Regions from separate parts of the Homo sapiens genome. Here regions 1 and 3 are each linked to region 2. Evidence: chromatin contacts called from ENCODE Hi-C data. All regions are on one chromosome and are shown on one strand. Each heading gives the region's core, a stretch centred on a gene start or an enhancer-like site at or near the end of the contact. The rest is flanking DNA. Distances are from core to core; before and after follow the strand shown. Region 1 holds the start of SOCS2-AS1 (SOCS2 antisense RNA 1). Region 2 holds the start of APAF1 (apoptotic peptidase activating factor 1). Region 3 holds the start of WASHC4 (WASH complex subunit 4).

Region 1 (4,535 bases), core at 1,782-4,281, 5.1 Mb after region 2:
CTGCAGCATGACACACTGGCTGATGAAGCATGACACTTTTAACATTATTTAAGTAAAATAAAGATTTAGGTAAATTAGAAAAAAATCAGAAGTTAGAAATAAAAGCCATGCCCTTTAAAAAGTGGAAAACCCAACTCCTGTAATTGAACTACAGTAAAAACAGAAGCAACTTTTTTGGATGGTTGGTGTGCCCCCCACCAAAAAAAAAAAAAAAAAAAAAAAAAGAATCTGCAAAGCCTGCTATGAACAGCCTTCTATGTAGAAAGCACTGCTATGTACTTGTTGTAAAAGCACAGCTCTAGTACAATAGCTTCTGTTCGCTGCTTTATGACTACCTTACCAGTCACTAAGAAATGGGAATTCCCAAGTGATAATTACTACTTCAAGTTTACAATCTTCCCTAAACTCTTTTGAACTTTGCCCTAATCCAAACCCAATCACAACCATCCATCTCCCCTGCATTCTTGATTTCATCTGCCTGCACCATCTCCCCGGCCCACTCTGCTTTCTAAGAAGGCTCAGAGACCGTCCGTATTTAAGAAGTCTGAACATTTGTGCTCCCCCCACCCCCACAATTACCGGGATACTTGCAATCTGCCGGTGCCTCCCCGGGAGGGAAAGCCCGTGGCCCACACGGAAAGACCGGAATCGCAAGCGAGAGAACTTTTCCCTCTCCCTCCCCCTGTTGCTACCAAAATTTCAACTGTGCCACAACTGTAAGCTTTTAGGATACGGATTTGGAAAGCCAGAATGATTTGCCAGATACTTTACTTTTTTTCTTTTTTCTTTTTTCAGATGCCTAGAGACAGCGTGCCGCGCGAATTGCCTGACTGTACTTGAAAGCGGCAGTACCCTGGGCGCGCCGACCATGGAAGCCGCGCTCGGCGGGGGCTTCGCAGCCTACTCTCGACGCCCGGGCAGCCGCCCTCGCGGCAGTGTCAGTCCCTGAACTTGGCCGCCAAGATCCTGGGCTGCAGCCGCAGCTCCGCCCGGGAGCCAGATGCTGCTGGGCCTGCGGGGCCCGCGGCACCGACTTGCTGATTGCACCCCGTGCAAAGGGAGGCGCCCGACGCTTTCCCCGGCCGGGGTTCGAGCCCGGGAGCCTAACCCTGAGCAGCTGCGGAAAACAGTAAATCTTCCAGCGTGCTAAGAAGCTATTTCCAAGAAGCTCTTCCCGCGCTCTGCGCTCCGCCAGGCCTGAGTCCCTGGAGAACCACTTTCCTTACGCATTCCCAAGGACCCAGGACCCTGCGAGCGTGCTCTCCGCGGTCCCTTGGAAGCAAGGGACGTATTTCCATCTTATTCTTTGCTTCCCACCTCGACCCCGCTTCCTAGCTGCTTCCTTGGGGAGGCGCTCCCTCCCGCACGCGTCGCGGCCGATCGGCTCCCTACCTGTCTGACCGAGCTCCCGCAGGGCCTTCGCCAGACGCGCCGCCTGCGGGGATGGCTCCTCCGCCGACCCCGCGGTCCCCCACTGGCTCCGCGTCCCTTCCCCGCCATTCCCGGAGGGCTCAAGGCACCGCAGGGTCATGAGAGAAGGGTCACCGCGGCAAAGACAGGTGGCCGCCCGAGCTGGGGTCAGAGAAGGGTTCGCGTCCTTCCTTGAAGTCAGTGCGAATCCCAAAACGAGTCCCTGCGGGGTGTCCGAAATGGTGGCAGAGAGAGAAGGGATGGGGCTCTTTCTCCCCAGATCCTGGAGGACGGATGACAAAGTCCCTCGCAGCCGCGGTCACCCACTGATCGCCTACAAAGAGAAAGCGGGAGGTTGGGTCAGTCCAAACTGGACCCCTGCGGCTGGGGTGGGGGTGGGGAAATAGACGTGGAAAATCCCAGGGACTCCTCCGCCTCTACGTTCCTGCACCATTTAACCCCAAGCTTCCAGTTAGCGCCCTGGCCCAGCTCTAGAGAAAAGATAAAGAGAGCAGAGATCCAAGATAAAGTTGGCTGAAGAGGTGGGGGGCGGAGGTCAGGAGGAGGGTGAACAGGGTGTCTTCCCGCCCAGGGTCACTAGCTGAAATCAAAGACTGGCGACCTAGGAAGAGCAAATAGTCACCTGCAGATCCAGTGGGAATAGGCCCTTGTCAAGGACAAGTAGAAAAAATTAAAAAGGAAAGAACAGGAGAGATTCCCCAAATTGGCATTCCGGTCTCACACCTGGCGCAGCCCGAGGGCCCCCAGGAAGAAGCACCCACACAAACTTGGTTCTCCGCCCTAAAGCGCTGCGGGGCCCCGAGGCACCAACCCGGGGTGCGGAGGTGCGGGAGCTGCCGCATCTCCGCCCGGGAGGCTCCTCGCTCCCCTCCCCCCGCTTCCTGGTGCCCGCTCTGGCGGGGTTGGGGGTGCCGCGGCGGTCGCTCCCGGACCAGGATGGCTGCGGTGGTTCTCGCCGCCGCGGGCGCTGTCGAGGAATCGGCCCGAGCGCGCAGCCCTCGCGGGGCTCCGAGGCGAGGCCGGGGCCGAGCGGGCGGTCGCGAGCGCTGCGGAAAATGCAAACCACCAACGCCGCGCTCTTACCTCGACCTCGGCCGCGGCCGCCGCCGCCGCCTCCGCACCAGGCAGCCTCCTCAGCGGACATGGGGCGGGGGGGTGGGGGGAAAAGGGGAGGTGGGAGGGGCCCGGGAGAGGAGGGGCGTCTGCCCTTGTTTCCCCCGTTAACGTTTAATTTGGGAACGAGATGCCCGGGGATGCAACCAGCCCCGCGCTCGGAGGCGGCGGTCGGAGTTCCGTGCGCAGAGGGCACACAAAAGCCTCGAGGATCATTGCCTCGACCCCATCCCCCACCGCGCGGCGACGCCCCCTACGGGCTGGGACACCTCCACTCTCGGACTGCTGCCGGGTTTCCCTCCGGCTGCGACCCTGGAGGTGGGAAGGAGAGAGGGAGGGAGGGAGGAAGGAGCGAGGGCGGGAGGCAGGCCGGTGGGGAGGAGCGGGAGATCAGGTTATTAGGAGGATTATTAATTTGAATGGCAGTTTAGGGGAAATAAAAAAAAGAAACTCCAGACACTTCCAGACGCCGAGAAGGGGCTGGAGAAAGCAGGCAGCAACGCTAGGCCGCGGGGCAGAGCCGCGGTTCGGACTCTCTCTTCCCCGGCGCTCCGAGCTGCGGAAGCCCAGGCCGTCCGCCGCTCCCCGGCGCACGCGGCCGCGCCTCGCCGCCCTCCCCGGTAACTCTCCTCGGGGCGGAGCCTTCGGGCTTCCCCCACTACCGGTACCTGCCGCGGGCGCCCGAGCTGCGGGCACGGGGTATCCTGAGGCTGTGCACCCGGGACCCCGGCGCGCACTGTCCGCGGGCCACGCGGTGAGGGTGGCTGCGGGCGAGAGGGCTCATGCTTCAGGGGAAGCCCAAGGCCCGCCAGCCGCGGCGGCTGCGACGAGACTTGGCAAGAGTTAAACGTCGGTCCCAGGAGCAGCGAGTGCGCGCGACTTCCCAGACCGACGCGCCTCCCTTGCTCCCCGCCTCCCTCCCCAGTCAGCGCTCCGCTCGCGCCCCGCCCGGCTGCTGCGGAGGCGGCTTTCCAGGAACTTTCCAGGAATCGGCCTCACGTGACCGCGGGCCCCGCTACTGCTTTAAAGAGGCTCGGTCGCAATACACAGGCTTCAGGGAAGACCGGGTGAGAGCGCTCGGGTGCAGGGCGGGCGGTGTGCACGCCGGGGTCGGCCTGCCTCTGGCCCCACACCCCGGGGTGCTCGGGCGCAAGCTAGAGATCTCCCCGGCCACCGGCTACAGCCAACCCCGTTTCGGCGGCCGGAGCCTGCCCCCTACCCGGGCCAGCTGAGCGCCCGGGTTCAGGGAAGGATAGCGATCCTTGGCCCTTGGCCTGCCACGGGGGTGGGTTCCTCTAAACATCCCGGCGGCGCCCCCTCGATGCGACCCTCCTGGCCGCACTTTTGCGGGGGGTGGGCGTGCAGGAGCGACTGTGGGTCCTCGGAAACCAGACTCTCCGGCTCTAAGACACATCGATGGCGTGGGGACGCCGTGCTCGTCCCGGTGCCCACGGCCGGGGACCGGAGGCGGTCCCCTTGATCAGGTCCTGGAAGGCAGCGAGCGGGAGAGCAGCGCCTCCTTAAGCGGCGCCGGCCGTCCTTAGTCCCCTCCCCCTGGCGCTCCGGCTCCTTGTCACCCGCACCCACCCGGCTCCTCCCTTCCTCCTCCCCTCTGCTCCAACGTCTCCGGTAGACCCGGCGGCCCGCCCGGGTCACCTGCGCCGGCTGCTAAGGGGGCGCCCTTACCTGCGCGCCCGGAAGGGGCTTGGTGACTGGCCTCGGTTCCCTCAGTCCGGAGAGTGTCTCTGCCATTCCCTGCAGGGCTGACGCCCCAGGGCTGGGATTCGGAAGGATCTCGGCACCTCTACCCTACCTGGGATTCTCACCTCCAACCCCGTTGGAGGCCCCCTGGCCTTAGTGGAAACTCATCTCCTTGTCTGCGCACCCGCCCCCGAAATATGACCTACTTGAAATGTGACCTACTTTTTAAAAGAAACCCTTAACAATCACGGGAAAACCGGATCCAAAATTTCGATAAGCATTTTTCTTTG
Region 2 (5,056 bases), core at 308-2,807:
GAATAACAGCCTTTATAGTAAAATACTTGACGTTTCTAGCAACTTTATTTCAAATATAATGCAAATTTTTCCATGGGCATAAAACCCAGTTCACAATATCTGCAAGTTTTCAAAACATTAACAGAACTTTACACAATGTATAGAGTGAAAGAGTCTAAACGGGTTTATCAATTCATTCATTCAATACACATTTGTGCCCCTCCCTATATGTCAGACACCAAGACTACAGAAAAGATTGAGTCATTTGCCTGAAATAATTCACAGTCTACTCAAAGAAGAAAAAGAGAGAGAGAGTGGGAATGTGAATGCCCGAAGTGCAAAAACAGAGCACAAGTAACTTGGAGCTCACAGAAGGGGGCAATAATTATCAAGCTTCAATGACTGTTTTTGAAGTCACCAAATGTAGCACTTGGAAAAACAGGGACGGACGTAGGGCATTTGCCTATGCTTGTCAAGGCTTACAAAATGCCCAGCAGGGGCACAAAACTGATAAAAAGTTATTGATTCGAATCAAAACTCTCATTTTTTAAAATGTTAATAACGTTTTTGTCCTCTTAAACATAAAATGTTCCTTAATTTATAGTAATGAAATTCGATGTGAAAAAACAAGAATGAATGAATTTTTTAGGTGATGTCCAATAGCTAAGCAAATAAGACACTCTGGTTTTCTGAAACTAATTTCCAATTTCACCTAGTCCTGTTAAACTAAAATATGCAAATCTTAAATACGTTTTAAAACTGCACAACTTATCTGAACTAAGTCTCAAAACCTTTTGTAACCCACAACAAAATGGAAAGCCAAAACTCTTCATGGACGTAAAACAGAAAACAGCGCACGTTTATCCACGAAAACCCCAAGTTTACTACTTCCTCATTACAGAATTTCTCTTCCTGGTACAGGAGCAGGATGGTTATCAAATATTCCATGTCCTCAAATTCTCAGTCCCTGAAATCAGCTACCAAGCCTCCAAAGAACCTGGCTCGGGGAGAAAAGCGAGGAGGTCAACTTACCCAAGCCTTTGCGCCTAGGTCTTAGTGGGGAGGGCGGCACTGCCGGGACAAGACTGGGAGACTCCAGGCCGGTGGAGGGAAACGGCAACAGGAGTTTTCCACCGGGAATTAGGGGTGCAGGGCTCTGTCTCGCCACATACCCTTCGCCCCGGGGCAGGTCCGGGCCTCACAGGCGCCTCCCCTGGATCTCTGCAGCCCCGGGGCGCACGAAGACCCCCAGGGACCTCCGAAGGTTGGCGAGGTGGGCGTCCACCCAACGCAGCCTGACCCCACAGTCCCGGAGCGCCGCGGTGAGGCCCGGCCCACGGGCCGCCCTCCGGTGGACCCCACTACTGGACACAAAGGGAGGAGGTCTTCCCGGCCTGTGGCGCCCTTCCCCCGACGGCGGCTGCACCCCGGAGGGAGCCCGGCGCTACTCCGGATGCCGCTGCGGCACCTCAAGTCTTCGCGGGTCGCCGACTGCCCAGACTCCCCACCTCTGGTTCTATCCCTTTTGCCCGGGATAGAGCAGTCACGTCCACTCGCTACCTCTTCTTCTCCGCCTCTGGACAGCGGAGCAGTCAAATCCCGCCGGATCCACCCAGCCCGGACGGCGCGCGCCCGCTTATGCAAATAAACACACCCCAAGCCCCAAGGGGCGGCCACCGCTGCCGCCGCGCACTCCTGCCACGGCTCATGCCCGCGCGCGTAGAAGTGCCCGCCTACCCCGCGGACGGGGCGTGGCTAAGCCTCAGGGACGCGCCGCGTTCCCACCAATGCCGGACTCGGGCAGCGGCGGCGCGCCCGACGTGGCGCGCGCGACCCCTTCGTCCTGCCCCTCCTCCTCGGGTCCCGTCGGCCTGCGCGCGCCCGGGAGTTTGAATTTCCTCGGATTTGGAGCAATATCGCAGTGGAAGGCGCTGTGGGTTGAGGTCGCCGCCCACCTCTCCTAGGGGAACTATGGAGCTGGCAGCTGAAAGACTCAGTGAAGCAACGAGGATGCCGGGGAGAGGGAAGGGGCTGGGCTCTGGGCGGTGCCAAGTCTGTGAGGGGGCGCGGTCACCGCCCAGGGTTCCCACGAACGCCAAGGCGGCCACGTCCTGCTCCCCCTGGTGAAGAAGCTGCCCTGGGCTTGTCGTCCTAGGGTCTCCAGACATGTCTGAGGTGAAGAGCCGGAAGAAGTCGGGGCCCAAGGGAGCCCCTGCTGCGGAGCCCGGGAAGCGGAGCGAGGGCGGGAAGACCCCCGTGGCCCGGAGCAGCGGAGGCGGGGGCTGGGCAGACCCCCGAACGTGCCTGAGCCTGCTGTCGCTGGGGACGTGCCTGGGCCTGGCCTGGTAAGTGGACGCGAGGCTGCCTGGGCCGGCCTCCTGTGGGCCCCCTGCTGTTTGGGCTCCCACCCGGCTCAACATCCAGCCGGAGGTGATCCAACCTCCCAGACCTGGGCCTTCTGTGCCTCTGTCTTGACCCCAAAGGAAGGAAACAGCCCAGCCTTGTTTTTCCCTTTCGGGCGTTTCTTGTATCTCATTTCCCCCCGTGCTGGTAGCATGCCCCTATCGCTCAGAAGGAGTTGAGGCTAAGGTTTGGGAACGAGCCATTTGTTAAGAGCTGCAGATTCGGCCACGCTTTCTGAAGCTCCCGCTACACGTCAGAAGCGTTCACGTTGTTATAAACCGTTACTTCCTGTCCGCTGTGCCCCATTCCGGGACACATCTGCCCCACCCTACTCACCCCATAAATACCTAATGGAAATACTTGCAACCTTAAAACAGATCATTATGTTTGGAGACCGAGGCAGGTGGATCACTTGAGGTCAGGAGTTCGAGACTAGCCTGGCCAACATGGTGAAACCCCATCTCTACCAAAAATACGAATAATCAGCCGGGCGTGGTGGCGGGCGCCTGTAGTCCCAGTTCCTCCGGAGGCTGAGGCAGGAGAATCGCTTGAACCCGGGAGGCGGAGGTTGCTATGAGCCAAGATCGCATCACTGCACTCCAGCCTGGGCGACCGAGCGAGACTCCGTCTCAAAAAAAAAAAAAAAAGAAAACCATATCATTATGCTCCCAAAGGAGCAAACGTTATAGTAGCAGAGCTTGGAGGAGTGCTCATATTTTGATCACCGTGCATGCATTATGAATTTAAGGTCTTTTATTAAGTAAGTTACAGATTGAATATGGTAAAGCTACAAAAACATAGCACTTGTGTTCACTTAAAACTAACCAGTTGCAGTTTTAAAATCAGGTAAATGGCGATATATTGGTGTCATTAGGAAAAATGAATATTAGAAATAACCTTAAAACCAACTCGTAAAAAAAGAAAAAAGAAAAAAACCAACTTGTGAATTTTATTTTCCCAGCCTTTTTTTTTCTGGCGGGAGGAGGGAATAGCCCATTTCATTTTAATAAGATTGGCATCTTAATAGAATTTTTCTCCATTTTTCATTCATGTGTAAAGTTATTTAGTAAGACTGTTGTTAATCTTCCAGAGTGATAGAATTTTAGAAGAGACCCTGGACATCTAGACATTTTTTATGCTACTACATATGGAATTATACTTTACTGGTGACTCATCCCAAATAGTGTATTTTTCAGAGTTAAAAGATTTGTTACGGCTGGGCGCGGTGGCTCACACCTGTAATCCCAGCACTTTGGGAGGCCGAGGTGGGCAGATCATGAGGTCAGGAGTTCAAGACCAGGCTGGCCAACATGGTGAAACCCTGTCTCTACAAAAAATACAAAAATTAGCCAGGCTTGGTGGCACAAACCTGCAATCCCAGCTATTCAGGAGGCTGAGGCAGGAGAATCACTCGAAATGGGGAGGTGGAGGTTGCAGTGAGCTGGGATCGTGCCATTGCACTCCAGCCTGGGCAACAGAGCGAGACTCCATCTCAAAAAACAAACAAACAAAATTTTGTCACAATAAAGTGATTAAACGCCCTCTTCAAAAACAATAGAATTGTCAGCCTGCCGGCAGTGGCTCATGCCTGTACTCCCAGCACTTTGGGAGGCCAAGGTGGGTGGATCACCTGAGGTCAGGAGTTTGAGACCAGCCTGGCCAACATAGCAAAACCCTGTGTCTACTAAAAATACAAAAAAGCCAGGCATGGTGGCATGCTCCTGTAATCCCAGCTACTCAGGAGGCTGAGGCAGGAAAATCACTTGAACCCAAGAGGCGGAGGTTGCAGTGAGCCGAAATCGTGCCACTGCACTCCAGCCTGCAGGATGGAGCAAAACTCCTTCTCAAAAAAAAAAAAAAAAAAAGCAGATAGCATTATTTATTTTACTAATACGGAATATGTTAATTTTGATCTGAAAGGAATAAATGTACTGAATTTACTGTTTTAAATAAACGGCTCTTATGCCTTAAAATGCTTGACCTCCTTTAAGTAAATTGAAAAAAAAACCTTTTTGGGCCAGGTGCAGTGGCTTGCGCCTGTAATCCTAGCACTTTGGGAGGCCGAGGCAGGCGAATCACTTGAGGTCAGGAATTTGAGACCAGCCTGTCCAACATGGTGAAACCCTATCTCTACCAAAAACACAAAAATTAGCTGGGCCTGGTGTAATCCCAGCTACTCAGAGGTTGAGGCAGGAGAATCACTTGAACCTGGGAGGTGGAGGTTGCAGTGAGCCAAGATCTGCTACTGCACTCCAGCCTGGATAACAGAGCGAGACTTCGCCTAAATAAATAAGTAACCTTTTGTGTTTTGGGAAAGTTAGTTACTATCCTGGGATAAGCTTTAATAGAAAACTAAACTTTATGGGAATAAAATTTCCCTCACATCAGGAATTTGCTGTTAGTGATTCCTGTATTACATTGTAATGAATGTATTACATTCATTAGGAAGATTTAATTTGAACTATGTTTGCAAAATGATAACACAATGCTATATCAAAAATAATTTTGGGGGCCAGACCCAGTGGTTCATGCCTATAATCCCAACACTTTGGGAAACTGAGGCGAGAGAATTGCTTGAGGTCAGGAGTTTGAAACCAGCCTGGGAAACATAGTGAGACCGTGTCTACGAAAAATTTTTAAATATTAGCCAAGTGTGGTGGCATTCGCTGTAGTC
Region 3 (4,849 bases), core at 2,090-4,589, 6.5 Mb before region 2:
ATTTACTTCAAATAACCTCAAAAGTCACGCAAAGCACTGTTAATTATTACTCTGGAATGTCTGGACTTCCTGAAAATAAAGTTCCAAAGTTAAACAACAATTCAGCTTTCAATCTTCTCTATACACGAAATAATTTTAAAAGCAGTAGATGTTACCATATATAAAGTTACTACCTTAAAACCCTAACATATTATGAAAAAGCCACTAGCCCATCTACCCCCATAATAGAGGGCTTTGAACCAATCTGAAAAGTGCCTTAAACAATTCAATGTCCTGATTCTATCTTTTAGTCATGAACAACTCTTTTGCAAAAACAAATATTCATGATCTGAAGGTGAAAAAAACAGTCTGTCACAGAAGTAACACTTAAAAATGTAGTTTTTAATTCTATACACACTAATGTTTAATAATACACCTAAATATTTTTAAATGGAGGTTTTATACCTGCTTGAGCATATTATTTCTATAATGTCTAAAATTTAACCAAGATATTTGTTAAATTATTTAACTGTCATAATCAAGTTGGAAAAACCAGCAAAGAACACTGCTTGACTACAGAATACTATGCTGTTCTTCACAGAATTAACACATTCATAGGTAACTTTAAGGAATCATTGGAATAAGCTGGATTTTAAAATATGCCTATTCGTCAAAGTATTTCACGTTACACATAAAAATTCATTACTTGTTCCCAAAGGTAACAAATTCAACTCCAACTCAGTTTCTTTTATTGATATGAATAACTTTATTCAACCTTTGTCTTCTAAAAAAGGTAAAAATTTGCTCTCCTCAAATTAGCAATGTGAAGCAAGTAAGAGAAAGTGTGTTCTGACTCATGCTGTATTAAAGTATAAAGACCTAGCCCCCACTCTCCTTTATTCTTCAACCACATAAAGTTTTAAATCCGGTGAATCCATTTAGTTCATTAAGGTTTCTGTCTTATTATAGCATTAATCTAGGCAATTTTGGAAAACAATTAGTCTAGATATGATTCACAGACCAAAAATTAATGAACGCCAAGCACAGGGAGGTGTTCTCTTCCCTACAGCTTACATATAAGACTGCCCAGATTCTCAGAACCCCAAATAGTTGTCTTATTCTCAACTACACAGGAAATGACCAGTCAAAGCTGCATTTGACCAGCAAATGACTTCTTAAAGACAATGCTAGGCCGGGCATGGTGGCTCACCCCAACACTTTAGGAGGCCAAGGCCGGTGGGTCGCTTGAGACCAGGAGTTCAACATGGCAAAACCTTGTCTCTATCCCAATTTAAAAAGAAAAAATCAGCCAGCTACTAAGGAGGCTGAGGTAGGAAGATCACCTGAGCTCAGCTGGTCGAGGCTGCAGTGAGCCGTGGCGATGCCACGGCACTGGGCGACAGAGTGAGACCTTGTCTCGAAAAAAAAAAAAAAAAAAAAAGACAATGCTAGAGAAACACCACGCCAATAAATCACTCCTTTAGTATGTTCAGGGATTCACAAACAGGAAACAGAAAACCTAAAATAACATTAAAAGTTCCTTGCTGACAATAAACGGTTGTAAAATTGGTGAAAGTTAAAATAACAAAAGTTGAGATAAGAACTACATGGTAATTTTTTAAGAGTAAAAATTCCAAAAACCTACTTAACATGCTCATCTTTGTCAACAGACTGCACTCCTTGTTTTATCTTTTTATCCCTAATATCTAGCACAGCCACTGGTTGTAGAAAATATCTGTTGAGTGAATCAGACCATTCTACTCCAGGCTGAACCATTTTCAAACTCAATTAACATAACTCTATTCCAATTTTTTTTGAAGATACCAGTTCGTCATCTTTGTCCATAAAACATATATGACAAGGTACAGTTCACTTTATAACAATACAGAATCCCCTCCACAAAAAAAAATTAAAAGATTTTGTCATTATCTCCAAGGTTAATTTTTATGCTGCATAAGAGCTAATACCTTATTATCACCCAGGCTAGAGTGCAATGGCGCGATCTCGGCTCACTGCAACCTCCGCCTGCCGGGTTCAAGCGATTCTCCTGCCTCAGCCTCCCAAGTAGCTGGAATTACAGGCGCTCGCCACCAAGCCCAGCTATTTATTTTTTAGTAGAGACGGGGTTTCACCATGTTAGCCAGGCTGGTCTTGAACTCCTGACCTCAGGAATGTTTTGTGAAAAACTGCAACCCATCCTGGATGTAGCTCACTCTTCTCTGAGAGACTTGTAAAACCTAATTCATCTAACATTGTAGGCATTAGTCTCTCTTCGTAAATCAAGCAAAATTCATCCGGAATTTTTAAAAGCAACGTTCCACCTTTTGGGAAAACTATGAGGGAAAAAAAAAATCACAAACAGCATGCTCCAATCTCTCTTAGATCACTTACACAGATTACTATGACCAAAGATAAGAAGCAGATTGCCAACTTGTATTTATTTCAAGTAGAGTTTCACTACAATTAATTTGGCCTCAATATTTTACTGAAAGAAACACAATTTGTTTATTTCGGGATAGACTTCTAAGTTAAAATCAGACAATTCGATCTTGTGAAGCAAAATTTGAAGATTTGCTGTAATTTTTGAAGCCTTTATAACTGCGATGGAAACTGCAGAACATCACTGAAAAATATCACTTAGCATAAATAAAAGGCCTGGAAAATGATAAAATGACATTCACGTGTTTATTTTCGCAGGGTGAAAAGTTCTTTTTTCGCTCCCTTCTACGGTTATAGCAACGCGATGGGAAAGACACCCAAACTTGCAAAAGTTGATTTGGGAGGAAAAGAAGAAAAACAGGAAACCGAAACAGGAACCCAGACATCAGCGTCCTCCAGAGCTGAACGCTCAGAATCTGGCGAAATCCCCAAGAGGCCAGAGACAGAAGCAGCCTGGGATCCCGGGGCCGCTGGGCCTCCCGGGCGCGCCCCGCCCAAGCCCCGGGGCAGCTGAAGGGGGACGCCGCTCCCCGCGGGGCACCGCAGGCTCCCCAGGAGAGTCTCCGCCTCACACGCCGAGCCCTGAACGGGCAGCCTGACCCGCCGTGGCTGGGACCCCAACCCCGAAAGTAACGCTGGAGAGCGCGTCCCTCGCACACCCCAAGGGCTCTGAAGTGTCCCGCACCAGACGGCTGCGCAGCCGTCCCTCTCGCAGGAGCGCTGCCCAGCCCAGAACAGCGGCGGGCCGAAGGAGCGTCCACCCGCAGCCCTCGCCCTGCAGCTCCCTTACTCTGCGAGCCGTCGTCAACGCGGTCAAACTCCCAGTCCGGGGACAGAGTCTCCACCGCCATCACCCCGGCGCCTCCCACAGACACAGCCCCAACCAGCCCGTGCGGCGACGACGGCCTCACCCCAGCTACTGTCACAGCACGTGACTTCCGGCCCCGGCCCCGCCTCCGCTCGCGAGGGCCGGCCGGGCTCGTTGCCCCTGCGACCGCGGGGGCCCCTGGGAAAGCGAGTCCTCCGCCGTGGCCGAAGGCGGCCGCCATGGCGCCGGCAGTGCCAGCGGGCGTCTTGCGACCCGGCTCGGGCTTCGCCACCATTCACTGTGCTTCTCAAGCCACTTCGGCACTCTAATTTCGCCCTGCTCTCTCTAGACGATTTTTAATACCTGGGAAAGTTACTCCCCAGTCTAACCTAAAAAGGTAGAATTGATGGGGTGGGGAATTAACAGGAAGGCATGATCCTCGAGGATAACGCTGACCAGGCGCTTCTTCCAACAAGCCTGTTTCCCTCTCTGTCGCCACCGTAGGAGTTCCTACAGCTCTCCCGCACATTCTGTACGGATTGTTTTTTAGTCAAGACGTTCTGTGCGAGAGGAGAAGTTACTTTATGAACACCCTAACAGGGGATCTTACGACCTCTTCCCCGCTCTCCACTCAGTCCTTTTAAAAACGCGAGGCAGGATGAAGAACGCTATTGAAGTACATTCTAAAATGATCCCACCTGCAATTTGGATTTTTGGAGAATCGGGATCGGTGTAAAATTCTACATGCATACACGTATTTGCACAAGAATATTTATAGCAACGTGGTTTTTAATAGGAAACTATCTAAATGTTCATTACAAGTGAATTACATAAAGCTCAATACATCCATACTACGAATCACTGAAGAGCTGCTAAAATAGATGAAATATATTTATAATGGCATGAACAACCGACACAAGACAGTTGCAGAGTAATGTGTATTTGTGATTACATTTATGTTTTTAAGTTATACAAACGCGTATGTGCCTACGTGTATGTAAATTCATAGGAAGACAAATCAGAGGACGGTGGTTACCTGGGGAAAAGCATGTGTTGGTGAGTAACAGGATTTTCAAGTTTTGATGTGTCTACTTATGTGTTTTGAATCCTTAACAATGAGAATTTATTAGGGTTTTACTCTTGTAATCTTAAAAAGTACCGAAAAGAACTAATCAATGTAGGCAAAAGGTCTATTGAAGAGCATTCTTCTGAGGTCATTGGATCTGCCCTGAGTTAAATGTTTATTGAGTGCCCACTGGGTACCAGGCACCAGGCTAGATGCAGAAACTATAAAACATGTAAGAAAATTGCTTTCTGACCCTATGGCAGACTTAGTGGGCATTTCAGAAAGAAAAAAAAAATCTTGAAAAGAACAGGCATCCTTAGGGTCTAATGGCTGACAAACTTTTTTCCTGTACTTTCTGTGTGACCATGAGTTTGACTTTCCTGGATTCTTAACATTTGCATTAAATCACTGTAATTAATCTCCCAGCAGCTCATTGTGATAAATTGAACTTACAAGTCAGAAAAATTTGAGTCTATAAATACACTAATCTATTAAAGTTAATAGATTAGTAGCAAGAGGCAGTGTCATGTAATAATTGAAAGCACAGTTTTGACTGC

The links. A loop is a pair of places that touch in the nucleus more often than their neighbours do. Pooled maps may share reads with other maps.
Region 1: a loop to region 2 is called in a pooled map, with 11 times the contacts of the local background. The contact joins the promoter of SOCS2-AS1 here to the promoter of APAF1 in region 2. A Hi-C loop is called at or near these places in 4 of 50 pooled maps.
Region 3: a loop to region 2 is called in a pooled map, with 16 times the contacts of the local background. The contact joins the promoter of WASHC4 here to the promoter of APAF1 in region 2. A Hi-C loop is called at or near these places in 6 of 50 pooled maps.

Annotation. Positions count from the first base shown.
Region 1 is chr12:93,569,894-93,574,428 of GRCh38, reverse strand. SOCS2-AS1 (SOCS2 antisense RNA 1) reads left to right here and starts at 3,031. Exons shown (of 4, transcript NR_038263.1): 1 at 3,031-3,164. It overlaps SOCS2 (suppressor of cytokine signaling 2), which reads right to left and starts at 1,754. Exons shown (of 2, transcript NM_001270471.2): 1 at 1,393-1,754. The coding sequence starts at 1,531. RefSeq lists an enhancer at 951-1,090 and silencers at 2,308-2,617, 2,628-2,677, 3,038-3,317, 3,688-3,877, 3,938-3,987.
Region 2 is chr12:98,641,791-98,646,846 of GRCh38, reverse strand. It overlaps APAF1 (apoptotic peptidase activating factor 1), which reads right to left and starts at 1,557. Exons shown (of 27, transcript NM_181861.2): 1 at 1,012-1,557. It overlaps IKBIP (IKBKB interacting protein), which reads left to right and starts at 2,059. Exons shown (of 3, transcript NM_153687.4): 1 at 2,059-2,324. The coding sequence starts at 2,146. RefSeq lists silencers at 1,153-1,362, 1,683-1,882 and enhancers at 1,459-2,086, 2,087-2,713, 2,714-3,341.
Region 3 is chr12:105,106,221-105,111,069 of GRCh38, reverse strand. WASHC4 (WASH complex subunit 4) reads right to left here and starts at 3,339. Exons shown (of 33, transcript NM_015275.3): 1 at 3,209-3,339. The coding sequence starts at 3,269. It overlaps LOC414300 (a long non-coding RNA gene), which reads left to right and starts at 3,428. Exons shown (of 2, transcript NR_121211.1): 1 at 3,428-4,282. RefSeq lists enhancers at 1,073-1,232, 3,071-3,230 and silencers at 2,791-3,040, 3,251-3,530.